Regions from separate parts of the Homo sapiens genome. Here region 1 is linked to region 2. Evidence: read pairs that join two places in POLR2A ChIA-PET (ENCODE). Cell type or tissue: MCF 10A. All regions are shown on one strand. Links, peaks and the distances in the headings refer to the core of each region. The heading gives the core; the rest is flanking DNA. Region 1 overlaps CMTM4 (CKLF like MARVEL transmembrane domain containing 4). Region 2 holds the start of CMTM4 (CKLF like MARVEL transmembrane domain containing 4).

What was found. Peaks named below come from ENCODE experiments on the same cell type or tissue, not always from the same donor. Only the 100,000 strongest peaks of a DNase experiment are listed, where the experiment ranks them.
Region 1: POLR2A ChIA-PET joins it to region 2 with 5 read pairs; 6 of 35 experiments call an interaction of 5 or more read pairs at or near these places.

What each region holds. Positions count from the first base shown.
Region 1 is chr16:66,629,340-66,644,665 of GRCh38, reverse strand. CMTM4 (CKLF like MARVEL transmembrane domain containing 4) reads left to right here. Exons shown (of 4, transcript NM_181521.3): 2 at 8,085-8,261. Among named protein-coding and RNA genes, the nearest start is that of CMTM3, 32 kb to the right of the region's middle. RefSeq lists a silencer at 756-934. In MCF 10A, for the core only: no CTCF peak of the experiment used is centred there; no DNase peak of the experiment used is centred there.
Region 2 is chr16:66,688,104-66,703,429 of GRCh38, reverse strand. It overlaps CMTM4 (CKLF like MARVEL transmembrane domain containing 4), which reads left to right and starts at 6,687. Exons shown (of 4, transcript NM_181521.3): 1 at 6,687-7,090. The coding sequence starts at 6,905. RefSeq lists silencers at 6,045-6,124, 6,155-6,214, 6,455-6,794, 6,885-7,174 and enhancers at 6,645-7,484, 9,743-10,422, 10,423-11,102, 11,103-11,782. In MCF 10A, for the core only: a CTCF peak has its summit at 6,449; a DNase peak (open chromatin) is centred at 6,629.

The sequences.
Region 1 (15,326 bases), core at 4,080-8,079, 58 kb after region 2:
ACACCTCATTGTCCAAACCTAGCAGTAGGTACAGGTTTTGAGGAGCTTAAGACTCATGATTTTGGAAAAAGAAAGACAAAAACACAAGACAGGTACAATAGTGAATATTGTTTTAAAATAAGAAACACACTAAATGACAAAGGGGGGGCCTTCTTTTGACATCCAACAGGAAACAATAAATTACAAATTTAAAAAGCATTTTCTTTCTGTTTTTGTTTTGGCCTCCACTGCAATAGATCCTTCGTAGATTTGAACTTCAGTATGATCAGTAATTCTGAAAAAGTATACAAAGTCTACCTGACATTTCGGTGTACACAAGTGCAGTTCAGATTTTAGGTTGCCACTACATTGTTTCGAGCAACGTCATGTCATTATACGGTCAATATGTTCTGAGGCCCCATTCACTGGTTTATTGATGAACATGTGTAGGAGTTTGTCACTGAACACTTGTTTCTTCATGCTGTTTCAGTGAGTTGGAAGCAATTTTGTGTGCCATTTTATTTGGGATTGTCAGACTTTGTCAATTTAAAATTCATCAGCTGTATCAAGATGCGATCTGGTACATTGGGAGACATAAAACTCCAAACTCCTGCACAGAAGTACTTGGCTGTTGGCCGGGGGCGGTGGCTCACACCTGTAATCCTAGCACTTTGGGAGGCCAAGGTGGGTGGATCACCTGGGGTCAGGAGTTTGAGACCAGCCTGGCCAACATGATGAAACCCCGTCTCTACTAAAAATACAAAAACTAGCTGGGTGTGGTGGTGGGCACCTGTAATCCCAGCTACTTGGGAGGCTGAGACAGGAGAATCGCTTGAACCCGGAAGGCAGAGGTTGCGGTGAGCCGAGATCATGCCATTGCACTCCAGCCTGGGCTGCAAGAGCGAAACTCCATATCAAAATAATAATAATAATAAAAATAAGAAGTACTTGCTGTTTATAGTACTGCCACAGTTTTGTGCCCTACACACCCTGGAATTCTGATAAATTCTATTTCATGTGGCTCCCATCAAAAAAGGGAGAAAACGTTTAGTGCATTTATAGTTGCATACACTACATTACTGAGTATTTTCCTGATAAGACACAACTCTCATTTAGGCACTGATGACAATAGAATTCTGTACTTACAATTTTATGCATTTGATGATCTGAAGAATTTCCCACAGACAAGCTTCTGGCTCCGTATGTTTCAAACCCTATTTCTCCTCTACTACCCACATATTTCTAGTTGGTCATCATAGGACAGTTTATCTCATGAAGTTTGGGGTCTGTTCCATTGTCATAATGTCAGATGAGCCTGTGCAGTGGTGTCAGAGCATATGTGAAAGCCATTCCTCCACTGGGAGTGCTACGGTAGCTTAACCACACGTGGAACCGGCAGCTAAACCCAAATTTAATGTATCCCTCACTCAACTTCCAGTTAGCTGAATGCCAAAAATGCCCACTGTGGCTGGGTGCAGTGGCTCATGCCTGTAATCCCAGTACTTTGCAGGGCTGAGGTGGGTGGATCACTTGAGGTCAGGAGTTTGAGACCAGCCTGACCAACATGACGAAACCCTGTCTCTACTAAAAGTACAAAAATTAGCCGGCCTTGGTGGCAGGTGCCTGTAATCCCAGCTACTCAGGAGGCTGAAGCAGGACAATCACTTGAACCCGGGAAGCAGAGGTTGCACTTGCCAAGATCTCACCACTGCATTCCAGCCTGGGCGACAGAGACTCTGGCAACAAACGAAACAAAACCAAAAATTGCTATTTCATTATTGCCTGGCACAAGAAGCTGTGACAGAAAGTTAGAGTGGAAGGATGACTATTATGGTAACTTCATCAGCCAGTCCTCTCTCTTTCCTTCTCTTCCTGCTTTTAGATGCTGCCAATCATAATTTGCCACAGTTGTGGAAATCTGACAACCTGTTAATATCAATTCTGGTTTTGTTTGTTCGTTTGTTTGTTTTGGTGATGAAGTCTCCCTTCGTCACCCAGGCTGGAGTGCAGTGGCGCGATCTCGGCTCATTGCAAACTCTACCTCCAGGGTTCAAGTGATTTTCATGCCTCAGCCTCCTGCCTAGCTGGGATTACAGGCATGTGCCACCACACCCAGCTAATTTTTTGTATTTTTAGTAGAGACAGGGGTTTCACTGTGTTGGTCAGGCTGGTCTGGAATTCCTGGCCTCAAGTGATCCAACTCCCTTGGCCTCCCAAAGTGCTGGGATTACAGGTGTGAGCCACTGTACCTGGCCCAGTTTACTTATCAAATATTAAAATATTTACTCTGGTCAGTTTGTAGTTGCCACCTGGAAAGGACTCTCTCCAAGGGCATCCATAATCGCATGATTAGTAAACAAAAAAGTTTTTTCTTATATACATCTTTTTGGACATCTCTGTATAATTTGTTCACGTGACATTTGCTCACTTCAAGGTTGTTATAAGTTGAACTATTTTTGACTCTTTGGTTCCCTTGAAGTTGTTGGCTTCTAGTATCACTTTATCTGAGCCCTTCTTGGTCAATAGGTAGTTTTTATTTCAGCAGTGATTAGATTTCACTGTGCTAGAGAAAATGTTGACATTTTGCTGTGTCCAATGTCAGACAAAAAAATGTTTTGCTTGTAACAGCAGAGTATTAGAAACCATCTAAATGCCTATCAATAGGGGATCAATTAAATTGTGGTTGTGTATAGAGGTGTATATGTGTGTATTTATGTATCTGTCTATGTAATTACATATGAATACATGTAATTATTAAAAGTAACATCTATATGTGGACATACCTGTGGAAACACTATTTAGCAGAAAAAGTGGGCTGGAAAATAAGATATATAATAGGTATTTTATGGTTTAAATAGGTGTAGGTTATAACATGTTATTTTCTTATTTTGTATATAGCATTTTGTCATTTGTAGAGCCCTTTTACATATATTTTTGTTTGGATTTTGAACACAGTGACCATTTGAGATTTGGAAAGGAGGCAGGTATAATTTTATGGGTGAGAAGCTAATAGGGAAATAACATAGTGGGGCAGTAAGAACTGGAGAGACTGAGAATCAAATCTTGGCTATTACATCCTGGCACCGCTTCTTGCTATCTATATGTCACAGAACCTTAATTTCCTTATCTGTAAAATGGGGCTAATATCTACCTCATAAGGTTGTACTGGGGAACTAAATGATAAAAAACAAGAAGTGCCTATAAGGTGTTTGATTTGTATGTACCTGTAATCAATGAGTAATGAGTAGAATATTAATGTTTTATAACAACAAGAGTTTTCCCTCCCTGATATATTATTTATTGCTGCATAACTAATTACCTTAAAACTTTGTGACTTAAAACAAGACATCTTAGGCGGGCCACAGTGGCTGAGACCAGTAATCCCAGTGCTTTGGGAGGCTGAGGCGGGAGGATCTCTTGAGGCCAGGAGTTTGAGACCAGCCTGTGTGAGACCCTGTCTCTACAAAATAAAGAATTATCTGGGCATGGTGGTGTGCCCCTGTAGTTCCAGCTACTCGAAAGTTTGAGGTAGGAGGGTCACTTGAGTCTAGGAGTTCAAGGTTGCAGTGAGCTATGATTGCATCACTGCACCCCCTGGGTGACAGAGGAAGACCCTGTCTTAAAAAAGCAAACAAACAAGAATCAGATCTTTCTTTTCTTTTCATTTCTGTGTGTCAGGAATTTGGGGGGTGGCTTTGCTCTGGTTCTCTCAGGAGGTTGCAGTCAAGCTTTTGGCTAGGGCTATGTCATCTGAAGGCTTGCCTGGGGCTGGAGGACCTATGTCTAAGACGGCTTGTTCAACATGGCTGTTGGCAGGAGGCTTTAGTTCTTGGCACCTATACCTCTCCATAGGGCTGCTTGAGTACCCTCAAGACATGGCAGCTGGTTTTTCCCCATCATGAGTGGTCTAAGAGAGAGCAAGGCAGGAACCATGCTAACTTTTCTGACTGAGCCTGTGCAGTCACACACCTGTGAAGTCATTTCTGCAAGGTAATAGGTCAGCCCTATTCATTGTTGCAAGGGTCTTGTCACTCTCCTCCTGGCTTCTGCCCTTGTCCTCACTGTAGTCTGTTCTCCGCAAAGTAGCTGGTGGCCCTTTTAAGACCCAAAGGAGATCCTGCCACTCTCTGGTGCTTCCATCACACTCAGAGTGAGAGCCGCATACCTCACTGCACCCAAGCGCTCTTTGGGTCTGACCTCCCTCCTGTGATTCTCCCTAGGGGCCACCTGACCCCCTTCCCAGGGATCTCACCTTGCTCCCCACTCTGCCTCCAGTGCTCTTTCTCCAGACAGCTGTCCCTTATATGTTCGGCAACTCTGTCTCAAATAGCACCCTCCAGGGACACTCTGTCTAAACTTTATTTATTTTTATTATTTTTTTTGAGACAGAGTCTCACTCTATCACCCAGGCTGGAGTGCAGTGTAGTGGCGCGATCTCAGCTCACTGCAACCTCCGCCCCCAGGCTCAAGCAGTTCTCTTGTTTCAGCCTCCGGAGTAGCTGGGATTACAGGCGTGCGCCACCATGCCCAGTTAGTGGTTTCACCATGTTGGCCAGGCTGATCTCGAACTCCTGACCTCATGTGATCCACCCGCCTCGGCCTCCCATAGTGCTGGGATTACAGCTGTGAGCCACTGCGCCTGCCCTAAACTTTATTTTATGTTAAAATTTTTTTAGAGTCTCACTCTGTCACCCAAGCAGGAGTGCAGTGGCACAGTCTCCACTCACTGCAACTTCCGCCTCCCAGGTTCAAGGGATTCTCATGCATTAGCCTCCCTGGTAGCTGGGATTACAGGTGTGCAGCACCACATCTGGCTAATTTTTGTATTTTTAGTAGAGACAAAGTTTTGTCATGTTGGCCATGCTGGTCTGGAATTCCTGGCCTCAAGCGATCCACCCACCTCAGCCTTTTGATGTGCTGGGATTACAGGCATGTGCTACCATGCCCAGCTACTTTTTGTATTTTTAGTAGAGACAGGATTTCGCCATGTTGGCCAGGCTGGTATGGAACTCCTGGCCTCAAGCAATCCACCCGCCTCAACCTCCTGAAGTGCTGTACTCCCAAAGGGATTACAGGCATGAGCCACTCTTCCTGGTCTCTGTGTCTAAACTTTCGAACACCTTTGCCCCAGCTATGCTTTGTTCACCTTCCCTGCTTCCATTTTTCTCCTTCGTTCTTATCACTAACTCACTCTTTTTAAATGTAATTTAAAAAAAAACAACTCCTTTATTAGACTGTGAGCTAAGAGCAGGAGTTTTTGTCTGTTTTGTTCACTGCCACAACAAATGGTCTATTAGATTTGCATATCCGTGAAGCCATTTTTATGTTAATATTTAAGAATGTAGGTGTTACCTTCCCACACAAATATGGTTGAAGTTAGCATACCAGAAACATTTGTAACTCATCAGTACAGTGTGTTATTTCTTGCCCAAGATTACTAGATCTGATTACTGGGGTGAAAAAAAGGGGAAAGTTTAGGAGTTTCCCTTATGTGAACTATTTCTTTTGTGAATTGATTGCAAGTTAGGCATGTAATTCAGATGGAGAATTAAAGTCTATGGTGCAGTAGAGAATTATAAGAAGAGCTATTAGGAGAAGCACAGTGTGTATATTTAAAGACCCATATCTTTTGTGTTATTGACAAGTAAAAATCTCTATATTTACTGTGTACAGCATGATGTTTCTAAATGTGTATACAATGTGGAATGGCTCAATCCAGTGAGGTAACGTGCATTATCTCACATACTTACCTTTGTTTTTTTTTTTTGTGGTGAGAACATTTAAAATCTACTCTGTTTGTTTGTTTGCTTTTGTTTTTGTTTTTTTTGAGATGGAGTCTCACTCTGTCGCCCAGGCTAGAGTGCAGTGGCACGATCTCAGCTCACTGCAACCTCCGCCTCCCGGGTTTCAAGTGATTCTCCTGCCTCAGCCTCCCAAGTAGCTAGGATTACAGGCGCCCACCACCATGTCCATCTAATTTTTGTATTTTTAGTAGAGACGGGGTTTCACCGTGTTAATCAGGCTGGTCTCGAACTCCTGACCTCAGGTGATCCACCTGCCTCAGCCTCCCAAAGTGCTGGGATTACAGGCATGAGCCACCACACCCAGCCTAAAATCTCCTCTCAACAATACAATGCAATACATTGTTGTTGACTAAGTCACCATGTTGTACAATAGATCTCTTGAACTTATTCTTCCTGTCTAACTGAAATTTTGTATCCTTTGACCAAGAAGACCCATGTCTTTAATGTGTTGACTTAGAAAAGACCACATATTGTTAGGAAAGAGGTTCTGTGTAGAAGTATTGACAATGGGAAAGGCAGAACCACTCTTCCATTCGCCTGAAGACACTGACCAGGCAACCAGGAATTGTAGATGTGGGTTTTCTAATGGCTCATTCAGCCCCCATCTGCCAGCTATGTGAAAGTTACTGTGCTTGGTGCCTTGGGGGTAGATGGGGATGGACTACCCTGCCCCCTAAAAGCTCCGGAGGCAGAGGCTGCAAGATGGTAAGGATAGAATGCAATCACAGATGAACCAGCTTTCCTGGGAGAGGGTGGGATAAGCTGATGTCTGGCAGGGAGAAGCAGTCAGGGAAGACATGGGGAGGAGGTGGCGGCATCATCAAGTGGAGCATTGGAAAGCATGAGTAGGACTTTCAGCAGGTGGAGAAAGGCCCCAGAACAGCCCGTGCCTTGGATGCTGCTGGCATTTTAATCATCTGAAGATCTCATCAGAAAGCAGATTCTGATTCTGTAGTTCAAGGGGAGGAAGCAGAGATTCTGCATTTCCCACAAGCTCTAAAGGACAAGTCTCTAGAGGACCACAGAGCTGCCTGCCTCTGCTTCCTTGACTTTTGAGGTGGAGGCCAGCCTGGAAGCAGCGGCATAGGCTTCAGATGCCACTGAACTGGGCGGAGCGGGAGCCTGAGACTGATCTGGCTTTAGGTGCTCGAAACCTTTCTTTGATCACAGGGCCATTAACTCCGCCTTTGGGCCTCCTCCTTCTCCTGAAATCCCCCTTTAAAAGTTCACTTGGTAATTTCTATCAATATCTATTTGATTTTATGATCTATGAACTCTTAGGACATATTGCCAGAATGGTACTTTGGTCCTTCAGAAAAAAATTTATTCTTTTTTTTTGAGATGGAATTTCGTTCTTGTTGCCCAGGCTAGAGTGCAATGGCGCGATCTCAGCTTACTGCAACCTCTACCTCCCAGGTTCATGCGATTCTCCTGCCTCAGCCTCCTGAGTAGCTGGGATTACAAGCATGCGCCACCACACCCGGCTGATTTTGTATTTTTAGTAGAGAGGGGGTTTCTCCATGTTGGTCAGGCTGGTCTTGAACTCCAGACCTCCGGTGATCTGCCAACCTTGGCCTCCCAAAGTACTGGGATTACAGGCATGAGCCCCCGTGCCCAGCCTAGAAATTTATTCTATTATTGGTAGATTTCTTAATGTTTTTTAATAAGCTGCCATCTTGTTGTGATCAAGTTCAAAAAATATATTTTTTAAAACCATATGAATTAATTAGGTGCGCCTCTTGTTCCCACCTAATTGGGGGAAAAGGAGATTATACCAATCATTGTTTTAAAGCCGTCAGGAGTCCCAGTTAACCTGTGTGACTTTAGCAGGAGCCACCAAGGTAACTGCAGATGGCACAAGTCAGACACCATCAGAATTCTGCTCTCCCAGTGTTTGGGATAATTGTGGTAGAGACCATGAATTAGAAACACACATAGGCAACACCCACTTACTTATTGGTGGCAGGAGAAGACCTAGAAACATTGTAGAGATGTTTCTGCTTCCTCCCAAGGGCCAGCAGTTTACACCCGGGGGCCACATCACACCAGATTGATTTCAGTGTATGTGGTGGGGCCTTCACTGTTTACATTAGTAATTTGATCCTTCCATTAAGACCCCTGCACCTATTCTTTAGGTAAGAATTGAAGCAGGTCTGATTTCCGACAGTTACACTGCTGTCCCAGAGGAAAACTCAGTGGCAGTATGTTGTTGTTCAGTGTTATATAAGCATGGCAGGTACGTATGTCCGCAGATGTATACTAAACATATACGTACATATATGTTTCCAATTTTCTTCCTAGATCTTGGCCCTGATTGCATTCATCTGCATAGAGACCATCATGGCATGCTCCCCGTGTGAAGGCCTCTACTTTTTTGAGTTTGTGAGCTGCAGTGCGTTTGTGGTGACTGGCGTCTTGCTGATTATGTTCAGTCTCAACCTGCACATGAGGATCCCCCAGATCAACTGGAATCTGACAGTGAGTACAAGCGGCCACTCTGGCCATGAAAGGATCACGTGCCTGTTGGCTCCAAGGAAAAGCTGGAATCTCTCCAGGTCATGTTTGGTTCTAGTTCATTTTGATCCTTAAATATTCTATTATAATTCAACTGTGAAATTTTAAATTTCTTTACTGGGTTAAGTAAAACTACAAAATAAACTGAATCTTAACTAATGGGAGAAACATCATAACAATTATTTTGGCCACCTTAAAGATGTCATTTCAATTTTGCAATCATCTGAGAAGACTGGTCATGTTGATATTTGGAGAATATGGGAAATAAAATACAGTGTAGACATTTACATACTTTTCAGACTGGACCTAAAAGCCATTTATAAAAATATTGATTCTGGAAGAATTGAAAATATGAATGAAAATGCCAGTAACTTACAGAGCCTAGGAATATTATTAAATTCAAAGCAACTAGGAGGACCTGGGGGGGTTTGGTGGTTTGATCAGAAAGTCTTGAGTGGAAACCTGCCCCTTCTCCCCATGGTTTGGGTTCTTAGCTCTGTTTGGCCACCCTTGTTAATCAGATGGGAAGCACAGGGCTGGTCAGTCCTAGACCCCCTTTCCTAGACTGTGTCCTTACTGTGCTGAATGAGAAGAGGATTTTAATATCATTTGGTTTTCTTGATATTTATTTACAAATTAGCATGTGCAAGAGCTCAAAGGGAGTCAGTCAGGGAGATCCACGTAAGCACAGTCGGCTGCCTCACACTGCTGTGCCTGTGGGATGAGAACGCCGTGGGCACCTCAGCTGCTGAGGGGGAAGCAGGAGGAGAGCGCCTCAGACCAGCTACCCTTGCCTGAGATTGGGAGCCACACAGAAGCCACACGTGGCTCTGTCTGTGTTTGGCTGCTGCTGGGCCCATGAGAAAGTGTGGGCCCCAAGGAGGAGGCTGGAGCTGCCACCTCCCTGTCAGGGCTGCTCTCCTGGTGTGCCCTGGGTGGGGAAGGTCCTCCTTACAGGTGCTCTCTGGGTTGTCCTAACCAGCACAGACTCCTAAAGGAGGAAAAAAGGAGAGTTGCTGATCTAGAAAAGTAGATATCAGTTGAAAACTTAGCTGTTTTTTGTCTTAGCACTGGAAGCTGAGAAAAATGTGGTGGTATTTTAAATTTAAGCTCTAAAACCTCAAGATAACTAGAAGCATTTTGTCTGAGTTTTTGTGACAGGTTGTAATGTCTCAACTATTTTTAAAATGAGGTTTATGTTATCCATAAGAAAATGCTTACAGAGCATGTAGTAGACTGTTTAAGAGAACTTTGCAAACCTCCCCCAGTTAAAATGCTCATACTATGGATGCAGGGTCAAGGTCAAGGTCAGCATCTTGTTCATTGCTATCCTACTTGCCTAGTGTTCCTGAGGCCTGTCAATAAATACTTGTTGAGTAAGGGGCTGGGCTGTGAAACCCTGCGGGAGGACCTGTTTGACAAAGAAGCAGCTGCTGGAAAGGTTAAGACTATAGGCATTGAGTCAGACAGACCGAGCTGGGTTCAAGTCCAAGGTAGCTGCTGAAACAGGCTGTGCATGACCCTGGGCTAGTCACTGAGAGCCCTACATTGGTGAAGTGTCAGCACTGGTAAAGTGGAGATAATAATTTTTTTTTTTGCAGGGTTTTTTTTTAAGTATAAAATGAGGTAATGGGTGTAAAGGCATCTGGTAAGGCCTCAAACCAGTGGGCGCTGTGGCCAGTGCAGCAATGTTCATCTCACCTGAGTAAGAGGTGTCCTGGCACGCTGCTGTTATGTTACCCACACTGTTCCCCTGTTTACTTCCACCAGGTTTGACTTGACCCCCTTAATTCTGTTTTGTCCATTTATCTGACAGCCATTAACCTGTTAAAAGACTTCATGCTTCAGATTTCTTACTAATTTATACCAGCGTTTATCCCCAGAAATACCTACTTTTTGTTGTTTTTGGGTTTTTTTTTTTGTTTTTTTGAGACAGAGTCTTGCTCTGTTGCCCAGGCTGGAGTGCAGTGGCGTGATCTCGGCTCAATGAAACCTCCGCCTCCCGGGTTCAAGCGATTCTCCTGCCTCACCCTCCCTAGTAGCTGAGATTATGGGCATGTACCACCATGCCCAGCTAATTTTTGTATTTTTAGTAGAGATGGGGTTTCACCATCTTGGCCAGGCTGGTTTCAAACACCTGACCTCAGGTGATCCACCCACCTCAGCCTCCCAAAGTGCTGGGATTACAGGTGTGAGCCACCACACCCAGCCCAGAAATACCTATTTAGTGAGCTTTCTGGAATTCTGCTTTTTCTATTTTAATCATGAAAGATTTTCCACTTGTTGACTACCACACTACCATGTCACCGGTCATGTTGAGGTGCATCTCTCCCCAGGGAAGTTGATACTCGTTCTTTTCCTCTGGGTGGTGGTGGCCTGGGCCTGTGGTTGGGTGTTGGTGATGTGGTCACTTGAGAACACGATCCTGTTCTTTGGGATCCGTTCTAGACTTTCCACTCTTTTGGAGCAGATAAAGGCTGTGTGTTTGCCCAACAAAAGGGCATATACCTTACATGAACTTGAGGAGATGGTACCTTTTTTTTTTTTTTTTGAGATGGGGTCTTGCTCTGTCGCCCAGGCTGGAGTGCAGTGGTGCGATCTCGGCTCACTGCAACCTTTGCCTCCCGGGTTCAAGTGATTTTCCTGTCTCAGCCTCCTGAGTAGCTGGGATTACAGGCATGTGCCACCGTGCCCAGCTAATTTTTGTATTTTTAATAGAGACGAGGTTTCGCCACGTTGGCCAGACTGTTCTCCAACTCCTGATCTTAGGTGATCTGCCCACCTCAGCCTCCCAAAGTGCTGAGGTTACAGGCGTGAGCCACTGCACCCTGCCAAGATGGTATCTATTAAAGGCAGCTCATGTCCAGTGTTCTCTGAGAGGGGTGAAAAAGTGAGCTCCTCACGGCCGATCTCAGCTCATCAACTCGCTACAGAAGGGTTGGCCTTGGCTGTGTTGTGTTTCTGTAACAAGGTGGTGGGAGTATTGGGAGTATTTTTGTCTCCAGCAGAGCCAGCCTGATGGTTAAAATAGGGTGTGATTGGTATAGATTTAAAAACACAGGTCATTCCAGGAGCCCAGGTTGACATAAATATGGATGAGAAATGATAAATAAGGAGGACAGTGCATAATTTTCTACAAGCATAATTTGATGGAATTTGAATGATTCTGTTAATGTCAAGTTTTTGGTTTGGGTTTATTTTTGGATGGATTGTGGGACTTTGATATATATATATATTTATATATATATATTTATATATATATATATTTATATATATATATTTTGAAACGGAGTTTCGCTCTTGTTGCCCAGGCTGGAATGCAGTGGCACAATCTTGGCTCAACGCAACCTCCACCTCCCAGGTTCAAACGATTCTCCTGCCTCAGCCTCCCGAGTAGCTGGGATTACAGGCATGTGCCACCACACCCGGCTAATTTTTTTGTATTTTTAGTAGAGAGGGGGTTTCTCCATGTTGGTCAGACTGGTCTTGGACTCCCAACCTCAGGTGACCTGCCCGCCTCAGCCTCCCAAAGTGCTGGGATTACAGGCGTGACCCACCGTGCCTGGCGATATTTGTTTTTCTCTGTGTCCTAGGAGCTCATACACTCACATGTTCCACCCCTGTTTACTTTGATTAGTGCCACGGGGCTCCTCCTTTCCTCCCCTTCCCTTCTGGGATGTGGCGCTATCTAAAAGGCGTGTCTGATCCTCCCCCATCCCAAAAGCCTGCCAGTGGCTCCCACTCAACTGGCCCCAGAGCCCAGGGCCAGCTCAGCCCCACTTCCCAGAAGAGGAGGTCTGCACTTGCCTTCTCTACTTCCCCCTCTCCTAATCTCACTTTTCTAATCTCTTATTGTCAAATTCTGAAAAAATTATGAAAGTAAATATGGAGTTTAATATACAGCCACCACCTGGGTCAATAAATAGGAGATTGTCAACACCCCAAAAGCTTCCCATGTGTATTTTCCAGCTAAACACACCCCCTGCCCCTTCCCCCAGTCCACCATCCTGACTATGTGGTGGTCTTCCGCAATTCATCTTCAGCCCACTCCAGTCTGGCAGCATTGAAAGTCCCCTGGTCAGGAGCCTGGGACGGGGCCTCCGTGTTCCTAGATCCTCTGGTTGCTCTTGGGTTCTCACCCCACTCAACATCCTGGTGGTGTCTGCTATGGGGCACTCTGTCCTTCCTGCCATACTCTCTCACCTTGCATCCTGGGCCCCCACACTGTCCTGTTTTTCTTCTTCCGCTTTGGTCACCCTTTCTTAGTGGGCTCTGTGGCCCTGGAGGCCTCTTAGGCCTCTATCTCAGAACCCAGGCTGGGTGCTGTGGTGGGTTGAGAACAGTTGGCAGTTACCCACAGGGGCCACTGGCTGAGCCCTGAGCCCTAGGGCGTGACTCGTCTTGTGTTTTTTTATTTTATTTTATTTTATTTTATTTTTTTATTGATCATTCTTGGGTGTTTCTCGCAGAGGGGGATTTGGCAGGGTCATAGGACAATAGTGGAGGGAAGGTCAGCAGATACACAAGTGAACAAAGGTCTCTGGTTTTCCTACGCAGAGGACCCTGTGGCCTTCCGCAGTGTTTGTGTCCCTGGGTACTTGAGATTAGGGAGTGGTGATGACTCTTAAGGAGCATGTTGCCTTCAAGCATCTGTTTAACAAAGCACATCTTGCACCGCCCTTAATCCATTTAACCCTGAGTGGACACAGCACATGTTTCAGAGAGCACAGGGTTGGGGGTAAGGTCATAGATCAACAGGATCCCAAGGCAGAAGAATTTTTCTTAGTACAGAACAAAATGAAAAGTCTCCCAAGTCTACTTCTTTCTACACAGACACAGCAACCATCCGATTTCTCAGTCTTTTCCCCACCTTTCCCCCTTTTCTATTCCACAACACTGCCATTGTCATCATGGCCCGTTCTCAATGAGCTGTTGGGTACACCTCCCTGACGGGGTGGTGGCCGGGCAGAGGGGCTCCTCACTTCCCAGTAGGGGCGGCCGGGCAGAGGCGCCCCTCACCTCCCGGACGGGGCGGCTGGCCGGGCGGGGGCTGACCCCCCACCTCCCTCCCGGACCGGGCGGCTGGCCGGGCGGGGGGCTGACCCCCCACCTCCCTCCTGGACGGGGCGGCTGGCCGGGCGGGGGGCTGACCCCCCACCTCCCTCCCGGACAGGGCGGCTGGCCGGGCGGGGGCTGACCCCCACCTCCCTCCCGGACGGGGTGGCTGCCGGGCAGAGACGCTCCTCACTTCCCAGATGGGGTGGCTGCTGGGTGGAGGGGCTCCTCACTTCTCAGATGGGGTGGCCGCCGGGCGGAGGGGCTCCTCACTTCTCAGATGGGGCGGCCGCCGGGCGGAGGGTCTCCTCACTTCTCAGACGGGGCAGCTGGGCAGAGACGCTCCTCACCTCCCAGATGGGGTCGCGGCCAGGCAGAGGCGCTCCTCACATCCCAGACGGGGCGGCGGGGCAGAGGCGCTCCCCACATCTCAGACGATGGGCGGCCGGGCAGAGACGCTCCTCACTTCCTAGATGGGATGGCGGCCGGGCAGAGATGCTCCTCACTTTCCAGACTGGGCAGCCAGGCAGAGGGGCTCCTCACATCCCAGACGATGGGCGGCCGGGCAGAGGCTGCAATCTCAGCACTTTGGGAGGCCAAGGCTGGCGGCTGGGAGGTGGAGGTTGTAGCGAGCCGAGATCACGCCACTGCACTCCAGCCTGGGCACCATTGAGCACTGAGTGAACGAGACTCCGTCTGCAATCCCGGCACCTCGGGAGGCCGAGGCTGGCGGATCACTCGCGGTTAGGAGCTGGAGACCAGCCCGGCCAACACAGCAAAACCCCGTCTCCACCAAAAAATACGAAAACCAGTCAGGCGTGGCGGCGCGCGCCTGCAATCCCAGGCACTCGGCAGGCTGAGGCAGGAGAATCAGGCAGGGAGGTTGCATTGAGCCCAGATGGCAGCAGTACAGTCCAGCTTCGGCTCGGCATCAGAGGGAGACCGTGGAAAGAGAGGGAGAGGGAGACTGTGGGGAGAGGGAGAGGGAGGGGGGAGGGGGAGGGTGAGGGGGAGGGGGAGAGGGAGAGGGAAAGTCTTGTGTTTTTTTTTTTCTGACACCAAATACATTTTCCACACCAAGCTGTTCTGTAATCCTTTGACACTGACTGGGTGTTTAACAATTCCGTTCAATTCTGACACTAACTCTCGGAGTTAGCACAGATCCCACAGACGAGGGCCCAGTCCCACAAGATGGCCCCACTTTAGACACCAGCTGCAAAAGGGGTGCCCAGGCACTTCTGTCTGGCTGAGTACAGATTCGATGGTTTCCACCACCCCTCAGGTTCAGTCATTTTCTGCAGTGACTCACAGGACTCAGGAAGGGGCTTTACTTAAACAATTACTGATATGTTTTAAACGATACAACTCAGGAACAGCCACATGGGAGAGATGCATAGGGTGAGGTCTGGAGGGCCTCAGATGCAGGAGCCTCTGTCCTTATGGAGTCAGAATGAGCTCCACTCAGAAGCTCCCCAGACCCCATCGTTCAGGTATTTTTTCTGGAGATTTCACTAGGTAGGCATGACTGATTGGCCATTTGGTGATTGAACTCAATGTCCAGCTCCTCTAACTTCCCTGGAGGTCCAGGGGATGGGGCTGAAAATTCCAACTCTCTAATCACCTGGCTGGTTTTTCTGGTGACCTGCCCCTATCCTGAAACTGTCTACCACCCTCTTCCCACAAAAGTCACTTCGTTAGCATAAACTCGGGTATGATTGAAAGGGACTCATTATGAATAACAAAAGATGCTCATATCACTCAAGAGATTCAAGGATTTGATTAAATATTTTTCATTATAGCACACTCATTCTTTCTGGGACCCAGTTTCCTCATCCATGAAAGTAGAGCAAAATAACAAGTCCTGTCTTGTGGGCATTTTGGATCATAATTAGGTTAGAATTCACTGGGAGCGATATGATTGGCACAGTGACTCCATAGATGGTAGCTGCTACTGTCATCAACATTATAATTGTC
Region 2 (15,326 bases), core at 4,419-8,418:
TGCCAGTTTCCCACACTTGAATTCTGCACTCCTTTCTCTTCAGTGCGCCTTGCTGGTGCTTGTCTCTGGGCCTTGGCACATGCTGTTCCCTCTGCCCGCAGTATTTTCCCCCAACCCTTTTGCTTAGATAACTGCTGTTTGTATTTCAGATCTCAGCTGAAATTCTGACCCACAGACTCAATTAAATCTTTTTGCTGGAAATGTCCCTACTGTCATGAACACCCTCCTTCCCCCAACAACACTCAGCACATATTCCATTGCACTTACTGGTTTCAATACTGGCTCTCCATGTCCCCGCTGGCAGGGACTATCCGTCCCAACAAATGCCAAGTTTTTTTTTTTGTTTGTTTTTGTTTTTTTTCAGACGGAGTCTCGCTCTGTCGCCCAGGCTGGAGTGCAGTGGCGCAACCTTGGCTTACTGCAAGCTCCTCCTCCTGGGTTCACCCGCCATTCTCCTGCCTCAGCTTCCCAAGTAGCTGGGACTACAGGTGCCCGCCACCATGCCCCGCTAATTTTTGTATTTTTAGTAGAGACGGGGTTTCACTGTGCTAGCCAGGATGGTCTTGATTTCCTGACCTCGTGATCCACCCACCTCGGCCTCCCAAAGTGCTGGGATTACAGGCGTGAGCCACTGTGCCCAGCCGCAAAGTTTGTTTTTTAAAAAATCTTTCTTTTTTTTGAGACAGGGTCTCACTCTGTTGGCCAGGTTGAAGTGCAGTGGTATGATCATGGCTCACTGCAGTCTTGACTTCTGGAGGTCAGGTGATTCTCCCACCTCAGCCTCCCAAGTAGCTGGGACTACAGAGGTGCGCCACTACACACGGCTCATTTTTTTGTAGAGACAGGGTCTCACCATGTTGCCCAGGCTGTTCTTGAAACCCTGAGTTCAAGTGATTCGATCATCTCCTCGGCTTCTCCCAAAATGTTGGGATCATAAGCGTGAGGCACCATACTGGGCCTCAAACACATTTTTTTTGTTTTGAGATGGAGTCTCGCTCTGTCACCCAGGGTAGCACGATCTCAGCTCACTGCAACCTCCACCTCCCAGGTTCAAGCAATTCTTCTGTCTCAGCCTCCTGAGTAGCTGGGATTACAGGGGCACACCACCACGCCCAGCTAATTTTTGTATTTTTAGTAGAGATGGAGTTTGGCCACGTTGGCCAGGCTGGTCTCAAACTCCTGACCTCAGGTGATCCACCCGCCTTGGCCTCCTAAAGCGCTAAGATTACAGGCATGAGCAACATGCCTGGCCCTCAAACACATTCTTTTTTTCTTTTTTTTGGAGACAGAGTCTCACTCTGTTGCCTAGGCTGGAGTGCCGTGGCATGATCTCGGCTCACTGCAACCTCAGCCTCCCTGGTTCAAGCTTTTCTCCTGCCCAGCCTCCCGAGTAGCTGGGATTACAGGCGCCCATCACCATGCTTGGCTAATTTTTGTATTTTTAGTAGAGATGGGTTTTCACCATGTTGGCCAGGCTGGTCTCGAACTCCTGTTTCATGGGGTAATGGAGGACACTTGGCTTGTGCTTACTTTTTGGCTACTGTGGACAGTGCTGCTACAAACCTTCATGAAGAAGGTTTTTTTGTGTTTCTTTTTATATAAGGGCATAAAAATAAGGTTTCGTTTGTTTGTTTGTTTAGATGGTGTCTTGCTGTGTTACCAGGCTGGAGTTTGTAGTTACTCATAGGTGCAATCATAGCAAACTACAGCCTTGAATTCCTGGGCTCAAGTGTTCTTCCTGCCTCAGGCTTCTGAGTAGCTAGGACTACAGGCCTGTATCATGGAGTCTGGCATGTCTCATACAAGTTTTTGTTTCAGCACCTATTATCAATTTTTTTCTTTCTTTTATTTTCTTTTTTTCTTTTTTCTGTTTTTGAGAAAGGGTATCACTCTGTCACCCAGGTTGGAGTGCGGTGGTACAATCTCAGCTCACTGCAACCTTCCTCTCCCAGGTTCAAGCAATCCTCCCACCTGAGCCTCCCAAGCAGCTGGAACTACAGGCATGTGTCACCACACCCAGCTAGTTTTTTGTATTTTTTGTAGAGATGGGGTCTTGCCATATTGCCCAGGCTGGTCTTGAATTCCTGGACTTAAGCAATCTACCTGCCTTGGCCGCCCAAAGTGCTGGGATAACAGGCATGAGCCACTGTGCCTGGCCACCCATTATCAGTTCTTTTGGGTATATACGCAGGAGTGGAATTACTGGGTCATATAGTAATTCTATGTAACTGTTTGAAGAACTGCCAAACTTTCAACCCAGCAGTTACACCATTTACATTCTTACCATCAATGTATGAGGGTTCCAGTTTCTCCACATCCTCACCAACACTTGTAATTTCCTGTTGTTCTTATTATAGCTATCCTGGCAGTTATGAAGTGGTTTTGATTTGCATTTCCCTAATTTCCTTCAACTAATAACATTGAGCATATTTTCATGTGCTTGTCTAAGAGGTTTTTTTTTTTCTCTGAATATTCCTTTTTGGTAACATCTTATTCTAAACTTTTTTTTTTTTTTTTTTTTTAATAGAGATGGGGTCTTGCTATGTTGCTCAGGCTGGTCTCGAACTCCTGGGCTCAAGCCATCTGCCCACCTCAGCCTCCCAAAACGCTGGGATTACAGGCGTGAGCCACCTCACTCAGCCTTATTCTAAACTTTTTTTTTTTTTTTTTTGAGACAGAGTCTTGCTCTGTCACTCAGGCTGGAGTGCAGTGGCACAATCTTGGCTCACTGCCACCTCTGCCTCCCGGGCTTAAGCGATTCTCCTGCCTCAGCCTCCTGAGTAGCTGGGACTACAGACATGCACCACCACTCTGGGCTAATTTTTGTTTTTTTAGTACAGATGGAGTTTCACCATGTTGGCCAGGCTGGTCTCGAACTCCTGACTGTAAATGATCCACCCACCTCGGCTTCCCAAAGTGCTGGGATTACAGGCATGTGCCACCATGCCCAGCCTTATTCTAAACTTTTTATGGTTACAGTATCTTCTCAGTTTACCTGAGAATACTGATATATACATGTGTATAAAATGGTATATATATGAACACACATATATATACCATTGTAAACATTTAATGACATATCTTTTTCTTCGTTTTGACCTCTGTTATGTTATAGGCTTTCCTCAAATGTTTGGTGACTCTTAGTTGTCATTTATATTTCAAAGTAGAGTCCTCAAAAGCTCATTGGAAGCTCTGTGCCTGTAGGTGAGAAGTCTCAACTGTGGGATTCTGTGTTGGGTGATCTGGCTGGGCTCCACTTTGGGGTACTTCCATTGTCAGGATCTTTGGGTCTTTCTTCTTGTGCTAATCATGTTTTCCAGAGAGAATGTGAGGTCTTGGCTACCATGATCTCGGGAAGGATGTCTGGGGGTCTCATTCATTAAGCAAACTTTCACTTACTCCACCTGTTTTTAGTACAGTATTCCTTCCCTGAACTGTGCCTAGTGATCTCTAACTAAGAGGCCTTCTGTTTCACCCTCTCCAGAGAACAAAGCTCCAGTCTTGGGGGATGGGTGTGAAAAGGGATCTAGGGATCCACTTGCTTCTTTAAAAGACTTTCACTTGCTCTTCTTGTTTATTACTCCTGCCTTCACCCCCTAACTCTACACTTACTTGGTGCTGCCCATTCCTGAGCCTTTTGTTCTGTGATATAACCTGTGCTGCATAATATTTCAGCCTTTCCCCTGCCAGTTTAGGGTTTGGCTTTCTTGGATCTGCTAAGTTACAGTTGCCCATTTGCTTCCCAGCTTCCAACATTTTGTTGCCATTGTCTCCTTTCCCATTCCATTTTTTTTTTTTTTGGTAGCCCAGGCTGGAGTACAGTGGGGTGATCTCAGCTCACTGCAACCTCCACCTCCCAGGTTCAAGTGATTCTCCTGCCTCAGCCTCCCGAGTAGCTGGGATTACAGGCGCTCGCCACCATGTATGGCTAATTTTTTTTTTTTTTTTTTTTTTTTTATTTTTAGTAGAGACAAGGTTTCAACATGTTGGCCAGGCTGGTTTTGAACTCTTGACCTCAAGTGAACTGCCACCTCAGCCTCCCAAAGTGCTAGGATTACAGGCATGCACCATGGTGCCCTGCCTCCTTTGCCATTCTTTATCCCAACAGTTTAATGCCCAACCCCACCCCCTCAAAAAAATCCCTGTAACTGTCATTTCACTGGGATTTTGGGAGAAAGCAGAGGCAAGAGTCTACATCCAACCACTCAATGTCACCACCGTCTAGCACCATTGTCTATCTCAAGTTCTTAGTATATTGCTTAATCCATAGTAAGTGCCCAATAAATATTTGTTGATTTAGGGTCAGTCCTCTATATCTGTGGTTTCTGCAGCTATGGATTCAACCAACTGCTGATAAAAAAAAATTTGGAATAAAATAGGCTGGGCACAGTGGCTTATGCCTGTAATCACAGCACTTTGGGAGGCCAAGGTGGGCAGATCACTCGAGGTCAGGAATTCAAGACCAGCCTGGCCAACATGGCAAAACCCCGTCTCTACTAAAATCACAAAAATTAGCCAGGCGTGTTAGTCGGTACCTGTAATCCCAGCTACACAGGAGGCTGAAGCATGAATAATTGCTTGAACCTGGGAGGTGGAGGTTGTAGTGCGCAGCAATCATGCCACTGGGTGACAGAATGAGACTCCGTCTCAAAAAAAAAAATTATTTGGAAAAAACAATAAAAAATAAGCTGGATGTGGTGGCTCATGCCTGTAATCCCAGCACTTTGGGAGGCTGAAGTGGGAGGACTGCTGAGACCAGAAGTTTGAGACCAGCCTGGGCAACATAATGAGACCCCATCTCCAAAAAAAAAGAAAGAAAAAACAATTTAGCCAGGCATGGTGGTGGCATGCCTGTAGTCCCAGTTACTTAGAAGGCTGAGACAGGAGGATTGCTTAAGTCTAGGGGGTCGAGGTTACAGTGAGCTATGATTGTACCACTGTACTCCAGCCTGGATGACAGAGTGAAAAGTCTATTTTAAAAACAAACAAAACAAAACAAAACAGAAAAACAGGTGGGGCACGGTGGCTCACATCTGTAATCCCAGCCCTTTGGGAGGCTGAGGTGGGTAGATCACTTGAGGCCAGTAGTTTGAGATCTGCCTGGCCAACATGGTGAAACCCTGTCTCTACTAAAAATGCCAAAATTAGCTGGGCGTGGTGGTCCCAGCTGCTCGGGAGGCTGAGGTGGGAGAATCGCTTGAGGTGGAGGTTGCTGTAAGCAGAGATCTCACCACAGCGCTCCAGCCTGGGTGATGAGCAAGACTCTGTCTCAGAAAACACACACACAAAAAACCCCCAAACAACACACACACGCACACACAAAAATATAGATAAAAAGTAATACAGTAGAACAATTATTTAAAGTATACGAGAAGATGTGTGTAGGTTATATGTAAATACTACACCATTTTATATAAAGGATTTGAGAGCATCTTCAGATTTTGGTATTTGAGGGGGTCCTGAAAACAAGCTCCCTCTCTTGCCCCCATACAGAAGGACAACAGTATTAGAGTCACTGTCCTTCCTATCTTTGAAAAAGTTGAGGGCTGGGCATGGTCAGTCACACCTGTAATCCCAGCAATTTGGGAGGCTGAGGCAGGAGGATCCCCTGAGCCCGGGAGTTCGAGATCAGCCTGGGCAACACAGTGAGGCCCTATCTCTACAAAAATAATGATGATGAAAATAATAAATAACTTTTTTTTAAAAAAAGAAAAAGTAGGAACCTGGGCTCTGCCCACCAATGAACTGTGTGACCTTGGACAAGCTACTTCCAGTCTGCAGCCTTAGTCTCTTCTTCTGTAAAATAGAAATAACAACGATACGTTCTTCAAGCGCCTTGCTCAGTGCCTAGAACATGGCAAGCTCTCGGTATTTGTGGTTGTGGAAGGGTTCAATATCAAAGCGACACTTCTTAGTCAGTGTTTTACTTAGCTTAAAATTAGCCTTCACACTTGAATTGTAAATTGGTCCCTAATTAATGCCCTTCGGGGCAAAATCTGTGTTTAACCTTACTTTATGCGTAGACAGAGCTAGCAAAGCTTTTCAGCTGAGAGGAGAGGAACATGTCAGTCGCCTGGGTCAGGCCGGCGGGGACAACCTGCAGTGGGGCGGCTCCTCACCCTGCCCCGCCCGCCCCTGGCCTCGGAACCGGTTTGTTCCAGGCGCCCAGCGTGAGAACACAGGCACTTACCCACCTCTCGTCGGCCCAATAGTCTGAGTCAAGCCCACCCTGGCCACGCACCGTTCCCGGCACCCGGGTGGCGCAGCCCGTCTCTGTCTTTACCGAGAAGCTCCCCACCCTATGCGTCGAGGACCCCACTTTCTTCAAAGGAGAACCTGAGGCAGCGTCTGGGAAAGCAACTCCATGGCCTCCAGGTCCACCTCGACCCTTTCCTCAGCCCCAAGACCCCGCTGCCTGAACCCCATCGCCCCGCGTGCCGGGATCGCCAGCGCCCACCAGCGGCTCCCGCCCCGGCTCTAGGCGCAGGTGGGGGCGGGGCCAGGGCGGGGCCTGAGGAGCCGGCGCCCCGCCTCGCCCCGCCCCTCCCCGAGGCCCGCGGCGCCGCCGCCTCCACCTCGCTCGAGCCGCGGAGCGCCTCCGAGCGGCCGGCTGCGGCCTGGCTCCGCCTCTCCCGGCCCGGCGCGCCCGCTCCCGCCTCCTTCCCTCTCCTGGCTCCCACCTCCCTCCCTTTCCGCTGCCGAGGCGGCGGGAGCCGAGCCCGAGCGGACCGAGCCGCAGCCGCAGCCGGGCGGCGGGCGAGAGGCGGCGGCGGCGGGCGGGCCGCGGGCAGTCAGTCGGGCGGCGGCGGCGGCGGCGGCGGCGGCGATGCGGCGGCCCCGCTGAGTCCGCCCGCTCCTGGCGCCGGGAGCCAGCCGCGCGAGGCGGCCCGGGCCGGGCGGCAGCATGCGGAGCGGCGAGGAGCTGGACGGCTTCGAGGGCGAGGCCTCGAGCACCTCCATGATCTCGGGCGCCAGCAGCCCGTACCAGCCCACCACCGAGCCGGTGAGCCAGCGCCGCGGGCTGGCCGGCCTGCGCTGCGACCCCGACTACCTGCGCGGCGCGCTCGGCCGCCTCAAGGTCGCCCAAGTGGTAGGTGCCGGGCGGGGCCCCAGGTGCCCGAGGGCGGCCTAGCCGCACGCCTCCCTCCCCGCCCCGCTGCGGGGCCTCCGCCGCGTACCCGCTTGCCCAGGCCGGAGCCCGCTCCTCGCGCCCCCTCTCCCTCGTGGGGTCCCGGGACCACTCTGCAGCCTTCTCTGGGGACCCCGCCTTCGGCCAGAGCCTGCCCTTCCCAGGCCGGCAGCCTCAGGTGTGCGCCTCCTACCTGAGCACCTGCCTTCGGGCCTACCTGTCCGCTCCGCCCTCGCTCCCGGGAGTCTGTGGCGTTACTGGGCTGGGTGCTGCTGGGAATCCTGCTGTCTCCTGGGTACAGCTGGTCTTAGCAACCTGTGGCAGGTTTTCCCGGCCCGCGCAACCTCCGGACGGTGCCTGTTTCTGCCTGCGGAGACGAGGGACTGTGGTTTGGTTCCCACTTGATGTCTAGCTGGGTGCCAGGCGTATATGGTAGGCGCTTAGTAAGTATTTGCTGGATGGAGGCAGGTAGCCCTGATGCAGTGGAGGAGCCCAGATATGCCCACAATTCTCTACACTGCAGAGGTTTGTGTCCTTCTAACCAAGAAGACAGACTTGGCATCCCGGAATCCACCGCCCAGCACGGTGGCTGGCACTGCCCAATTGGTACCCAGAGTTAAATCTGGGAGGGCAGCCAGTTTTGGAGGTAGCAGAAACAGAGAACTTTCTGTTGGACTTGTCTGTAGTAGAGCTCATTTCTCAGGGTCCTGTGTTTTAGCTTCCAGGGTGTTCTGGGCAGGGGCCTCTCAGCTCTGTTCCTGCTTTGTGGTTTTGTAACATGCCTCTGCGGGCAATTGCTTAGCTCTGTTGTGGGCATGCTCTAATTCAGAAAAACCCGTGTGTCCCCCCAACATTCTCTGTCACAGGTAGGCCTTCTGAGGCCACCGGCCTCAAAACTTTATAGACTTCTCATAGCCAGAGAAGCCACTTGTTCTTGTTCTCTCTCTCTCTCTTTTTTGAGACCGGGTCTCTGTCGCCCAGGGTGGAGTGCACTGGTGCGATCGTGGCTCACTGCAGGTTCGACCTCCCAGGCTCAAGCGATCTTCTCACCTCAGCTTCCCGAGTAGCTGGGACTACAAGCACGTTCCACCATGCCGGGTTAATTTTTGTATTTTTAGTAGAGATGGGGTTTCACCATGTTGCCCAGACTGGTCTCCAACTACTGGGCTCAAGCGATCACCCCTCCTTGGTTTCCCAAAGTGCTGGGATTACAGGCATGAGCCACCGTGCCAGGCCTGGTCCTCCTTTTCCTACTTGAGTGCATAAGCATTCCTTGGGAATAATATAATGTGTGGATACCCTTTAAATAAATGTCCTGGCGTTTGTAAATGACAGAATCATAGGCTATTTTATGTCTCTCTTGGGTGAAAGGCTTGTTCTGCTGACTGCCAGAGGGTATTTTTGAAGGGCTTTATGGAAAGAAAAATGGATCAGATAATCTGTCTTCAGAATTTTAAATTTACCTTATCTGGTAAACTGGAATGTTTTCAAAGATGCATTGGTTTTTAGTTTGGCGTTGCTGTTAGCAAAGAGAATGTAGGAGGTGAAGGGAGGTGTGCAATTGCCTTTTTTTTTTTTTTTTTTTTTTGAGATGGAGTCTAGCTCTGTCGCCCAGGCTGGAGTGCAGTGACACAATCTTGGCTCACTGCCACCTCTGCCTCCCGGGTTCAAGCGATTCTCCTGCCTCAGCCTCCCGAGTAGCTGGGATTACAGGCGCCCACCACCACGCCCAGCTAATTTTTGTAATTTTAGTAGAGACGGGGTTTTGCTGTGTTGGCCTGGCCAGGCTGGTCTCGAACTCCTTACCTTATGATCCGCCCACCTCGGCCTCCCAAAGTGCTGGGATTACAAGCGTGAGCCACCACACCCTGCCTGCAATTGCCTTTTAAAAGAGGCAGCTAGCCAATGTTTGAGTATGGGGTGCCAGCAGCCCGTACAGATAATTAGAAATGAATAAGAAAAGAGCAGGGCTTGGTCAAATACCTTGCTTTGTTTGCACTGTGGGAGTTTGAAAGTAAATAGAACTTGTCCCTAAAAGGATCTAGTAAAAGAATTGAAATCTAGTTTGTAGACTGTTAGTTATTACTGCATTGCTAGGAGTTTATCACCTAAGTCCAGGGATGGAAGCCTGTGGCATTTATCATTACTTTTTGGTAAGGTACTGTTTTGTTGTAGCGTTGTTCTTTTCTTTTTTTCTTTTCTTTTCTCTTTTCTCTTTCTCTCCCTCGCGCTCTCTCCCTCTCTCTTTCTTCTCACTCTTTCTTTTTCTTTCTTTTTTAAACACTGGGTCTAACTCTGTTACCCAGGCTGGAGTGCAGTGGCACAATCTTGGCTCACTGCAACCTCCGCCACCTGGGCTCAAGAGACCCACCCACCTCAGCCTCCCAAGTAGCTGGGACCACAGACGCACACCACCATGCCCAGCTAATTTTTTGTATTTTTGGTAGAGACGGGGTTTCACTATGTTGCCCAGGCTGGTCTCGAACTCCTGAGCTCAGGTCATCTGCCCGCCTCGGCCTCCCAATGTGCCTGGATTACAGACGTGAGCCACCACGCCTGGCCTAGATTTGTACTTTTCATCCGGAAGAACTTTTGGGCCTAGCCCCCAGAATCTCGCCTAACTCTGTTGTTTGTTAATCTCTAGAACTTAAACTCTGAGAGGTTATATGTGGGTGAGTAAAGGAAAGGGACCTGCTTGAAGGGTATGGCAACTTCAAATGGTTTTGGTGTAGTTGGCTTCCCAGCCTTGATGAAAATCCCACAAAACTCCAAGAAATTGGACTCTAAATTTAAACTGAAAAGAAAATAAGAAGTCATTATGAAGATACTTCTGAGATGTTACAAAACTCAGAATCCATCAAGAAATATGAGTAAGTTCTAACTCTGCGGTTTGGAGAAAAATTTGACTTTTAAAAATCAGGAAGCTGAGGTGGGGGGACTGCTTGAGCCTAGGAGTTCAAGGTCACAGGGAGCTATTATGGTGCCTCGGAGTAGCCACTGTGCTCCAGCTTGGGCAACGTAGCAAGATCCCATGTCTAAAAATAAATTTAGTGGTGTGTATGTTTTTTTTTTCTTTGTGTTAGACTTTTGTTCTTGATGCCCAGGATGGAGTGCAATGGCACCATCTCAGCTAACTGCAATCTCCGCCTCCTGGGTTCAAGCAATTCTCCAGCCTCAGCCTCCCGAGTAGCTGGGATTACTGGCGCCTGCCACCATGCCTGGCTAATTTTTGTATTTTTAGTGGAGACGGGGTTTCGTCATGTTGGCTAGGCTGGTCTCAAACTTCTGACGTTAGGTGATCCACCCGCCTCAGTCTCCCAAAGTGCTGGGATTATAGGCGTGAGCTACTGCGACTGGCCATAAATTTAGTTTTTTTAGATTTTTTTTTTTTTTTGAGATGGAGTCTTGCTCTGTCACCCAGGCTGCAGTGCAGTGGCAAGATCTTGGCTCACTGCAGCCTCCACCTCCCAGGTTCAAGTGATTCTCCTGCCTCAGCCTCCCAGGTAGCTGGGATTACAGGCGCCCACTAGCACGCCCGGCTAAGTTTTCTATTTTTTAGTAGAGATGGGGTTTCCCCATGTTGGCCAGGCTGGTCTTGAACTCCTGACCTCAAGTGATCTGCCCATCTTGGTCTCCCAAAGTGTTGGGGTTACAGGCGTGAGCCCCTGCGTTGGGCTGTAGACTTTTTGGTGGTGTTTTTTGTGGCCTATTGCAACCTGTAGATCCTTGCTATTCCAAGTTTGGCCTTAGGCCAGCAGCATTGCCATCACCTAAGGGCTTGTTAGAAATGCAGAATCAGTGGCCTTACCCCAGAACTTCTGAGTCATCTGCATTTAAACAAGATTCCCCAGGTGATCCACGTGTACATTAAAGTTTGAGACTTACCTTTCTATATCCTTTCAGTGTTAACCTTGCAACAGGCCGGGCTCACGCCTGTAATGCCAGCACTTTGGGAGTCCGAGGTGGCTGGATCACTTGAGGTCAGGAGTTCAAGACTAGCCTGGCCACCATGGTGAAACCACATCTCTACAAAAATACAAAAAATTAGCCAGGCATATAGCGAGTGCCTGTAATCCCAGATACTCCAGAGGCTGAGGCAGGAGAAGCGCTTGAACCTGGGAGGCAGAGGTTGCAGTGAGCTGAGATTGTGCCCTTGCATTCCAGCCTGAGTGACAGAGCAAGACTCCATCTCAAAAAAAAAAACAACAAAACCTCACACAGGTGCTAGCAACCAGCTTTCGATAAATAGTCAACCTTAAAGCTGAGATTTTTCGGTAAAATGAGACTGCCAATACCTCCCTCAAAGGATTAAGAAAATGAAATAATATGTGTAAGTTAGTACCTACCGTATTAGGTATCTAACTGATGTGCAATAAATGTTAGCTGTCATAGTGCTAACAATGCCTGTCTCTAAAGAAACTGTGTGAAAATATCACCAAAAACATAATTATGTGTTTGAATTAAAGATAGTTTAATTCCTTATGATTTAAGTTAAATTGGTATTTTTAATGGAATGTGATTGGATACTAAAGCTAATCTGAAACATTATGAAAAAATTAAACGGTGCAGTTGCATAGATTTTATCTTTTCTTTTTCTTTTTGAGACAAGGTCCTGCTCTGTGCCCAGGCTGGAGTGCAGTGGTACAATCATAGGTTACTGCAGCCTCGACCTCCTGGGCTCAGGTGATCCTTCCACCTCAGCCCTCCAACTAGCTGGGACTACAGGTGTATGCCACTATGCCTAGCTAATTTTTAAATTTTTTGTAGAGATAGGGTCTCCCTGTGTTGCCCAGGTTGGTTTCAAACTCGTGAGCTCAAGCAATCCTTCCTCTTCGGCTTCCCAAAGTGCTGAGATTACAGGCATGAGTCACTTACCTCCGCCTATATCTTTTCAAAATGAAACCTGTACGTATCTCTTAGTTGGGGAGAATGTCTAGTGTGGTTAAACAACTGATTTAAATTATCTTCTTCCTCCTTGTGTGAATTTTTTTTTTAAATGAATAAAGACAGTCTAATGAGACTGTGTTGCCCAGGTTGGTCGCAAACTGGGATTACAGGCGTGAGCCACCGCACCTGATCCACATCCCTTTCTTGAGCCCTTCCCATGCCTAGATGACTTTCTGACAATGTATTTGTATAGGACTTTTTAATAACAAAAGATGGGTAATAGGAATTTTTTTTTTAAGACAGATTTTTGTTCTGTCACTGCAGGCTGGAATGCAGTGGCATGATCATAGCTCACTGTAACCTCGAACTTCTGGGCTCAAGGGAGCCTCCTGCCTCAGCCTCCTGAATAGCCAGGACTACAGGCATGTGCCACTATGCCCTGCTATTTTTTTTTTTATTTTTGTAGAGACGAGGTCTTGCTATGTTGCCTCAAACTAGAGGCTAATCTCGAACTCCTGAGCTCAAGCAATCCTGCTGTTTTGGTCTCCCAAAGTGCTGGGATTACAGGTGTGAGCCACTGCGCCTGGCCTGGAAATGTTTAAATGCAAATTTTAGCTCAGCTGATTTTGATGTCTCTTAATCTCATCGAATCTGGGTTCCTCAGTTGTACAGTATGGGTAGTAATGACTAATTGACCATTTTAGGAATTGTAAGAATTAAGAGGTTAATGTTTGATAGTTGCTTTCTTACGTAACTCAAAAACAAATGTGAGTATTTGCACTTCAGGGGTGGGTAATGGCATCTCTTTTATTTGGTGGAAACCTTGTTAGTTTTTTAAATCTCAAGCCAGTCAGCACAATCCCTGGCTGGTTACTGTTCTCTGGAGGATGTGCAGGGGTGGGGCAGTAATACATTATAGAAATCATATGCAACACAAATATAGCTACATTTACAAAGCTGCAACTTTGAGAAATGACTGGCTGTAGACATAGCACTGAGCTTATCAGCCCCAAATCCCCTCAGTTCTGTTGGAGGGGCTGGTTCAACTGAGGTTCAGCTGGGTTCCTGATTCGTAAGAGCTGGTCAAATGACCAGGCAGACACACAATGACCCTGGTCAAACCGTGAAGGGTTCTGCGTTTTGTTTACTACTGAAGATTCCTTTGTACTTCTGGCTCCCATTTATCCCTGAAGTCATGCATATACAAGCGCATAATGGTAGATGAAGCAGTGGGTTTCTCTATGTTGGATTCTCAGATCCACCATTCTGTGGCTCCTTGTAAAACAGTCCCATTTTCCTTTAGGAAGATTGTTATCTTTAGGAGTTGTCTTCCTGATCAAGGACTTGGAGTCAAATAAATTCTGGCAGAAAAGCAAAGTTATAATTACTCTTAAGTTTTTTTGATGATTAAAAATAGTGAAATTATAATCCACGATCTCAAAAGAAGTTGTTAAATGTAGAGCGTACATGTGTTTTACAAAACCACACAAAGACAGTTCAAGAAAATGATACTACAGACCAATATTCCTTATATGAACACAGACACAGAAATCCTCAACAAAATACCATATAGAAAATAAAACCCAGCATAATGGAGAAAGAATAATACACCAAACCAATTTGATTTATCCCAGGAACAAAAAGGTTGGTGCAGTTTTTGAAAGTAAATGTTATAGGTGTACACCATATTAATAACTTAAAATAACAGGCCAGGCACAGTGGCTTATGTCTGTAGTCCCAGCACTTTGGGAGGCCGAGGCAGGTGGATTGCTTGAGCCCAGGAGTTCAAGACCAGCCTGGGCAACATGGTGAATCCCCTTCTCTACAAAAAATACAAAAATTAGCATGACATGGTTGTGCATGCCTGTAGTCCCAGCTGTAGGCTAAGGTGGGAGAATTGCTTGAGCCCAGGAGGTCAAGGCTGCGGTGAGCCGCGATCGTGCCACTACACTCCAGCCTGGGCAACAGAGTGAGACCGTTTCTCAAAAACAAAACAAAACCCAAAGCCACATGATTCTATCATTTGATGCAGAAAAAAAAAACTTTTGACAAAATTCAGTACTTTTCCATAATAAATGCTGTCAGCAAACTTGGAAGAGAAAGGAACTTCTTCAACCTGAAAAAGGGCATCTACAAAAAATCTACAGCTAACATTATACTGTAATATATAATGTTACAGTGGGGAAAGAATGAATGCTTTCCCCCATGATGGGAAACAGGCAATGATGTTTACTGTTACCACTCATATTCAAGATCATACTGGAAGTCCTAGCCGTTGCAAAAAAATTAATAGGAGACGTACAGATCAGAAATAAATAAAACTGTCCCTATTCGCATATGGCATGATTAGGTAGATAATCACATGGGAATCTATAAAAAACCTCCTAGAACTAATAAGTGAGTTAGCAAGGTTACAGGATATAAGGTCAACACACGATAACCAATAGTATTTTTATATCCTAGCAATAAATCATTGGAAATTAAAACAAAAAAACCAATATCAGTTATAACAGCACTCAAAAGAATGAAATTCTTAGATATAAATCTCACAAAACATGTATAGAATCTGCTCACTGAAAACTACAAAACACTGAAGTAAGAAATCAAAGATGACCAAAATAAGTAGACAGGCATTCTGTGTTCATTAGGATTGGAAAACTCAATATAGTTAAAATATTAGTTCTCCACAAATGATCTATAGGTTTAATACGATCCCAAAATCCTAGCAAGGTTTTTTTGTAGATAGAAGAATGCTGATTCTAAACTTTATATTAGCCAGGCAAAGGGCTAGTGATGGTTTATGGAGGTATGTTCCAGGGAGAGAGAACAATGACATGAAGTCACCCTTGTTTAGGGTAGAATGTGTGTGTGTGTGTGTGTGTGTGTTGAGGGGAGTGTTTCTGAGAGTATGATGGACTTCGTATCTCTTATCGGCCATGAGACTTTTGGCAAGCTACTTGTTCACTCAGGCCACAAGCAGATCTCCTGCAGGTCTCTCACTTGGGGATTGTAAGTTGGGGATAATGGTAGTATTACAGTGCTGGTGAGCCCACCATGCTCCCTAGCTCAGCGTCTCAAGACACCACGTCATCAAAGCCTGTTGGAGGTTGCTATGGTCTGAATGTTGGCATTCCCCCAAAATTCAGATGTTGGAACCTAACACCCAGTGTGATAGTATTAAGAGGTGGAGCCTTTTGGGAAGTAATTAAGTCATGAGGGCTCAGCCCTCATGAATGGGATTAGTGCCCTTTTAAAAGAGTTTGAAGGGAGTGTCCTTGCTCATTCTGCCATGTGAGGACACATAGAAAGT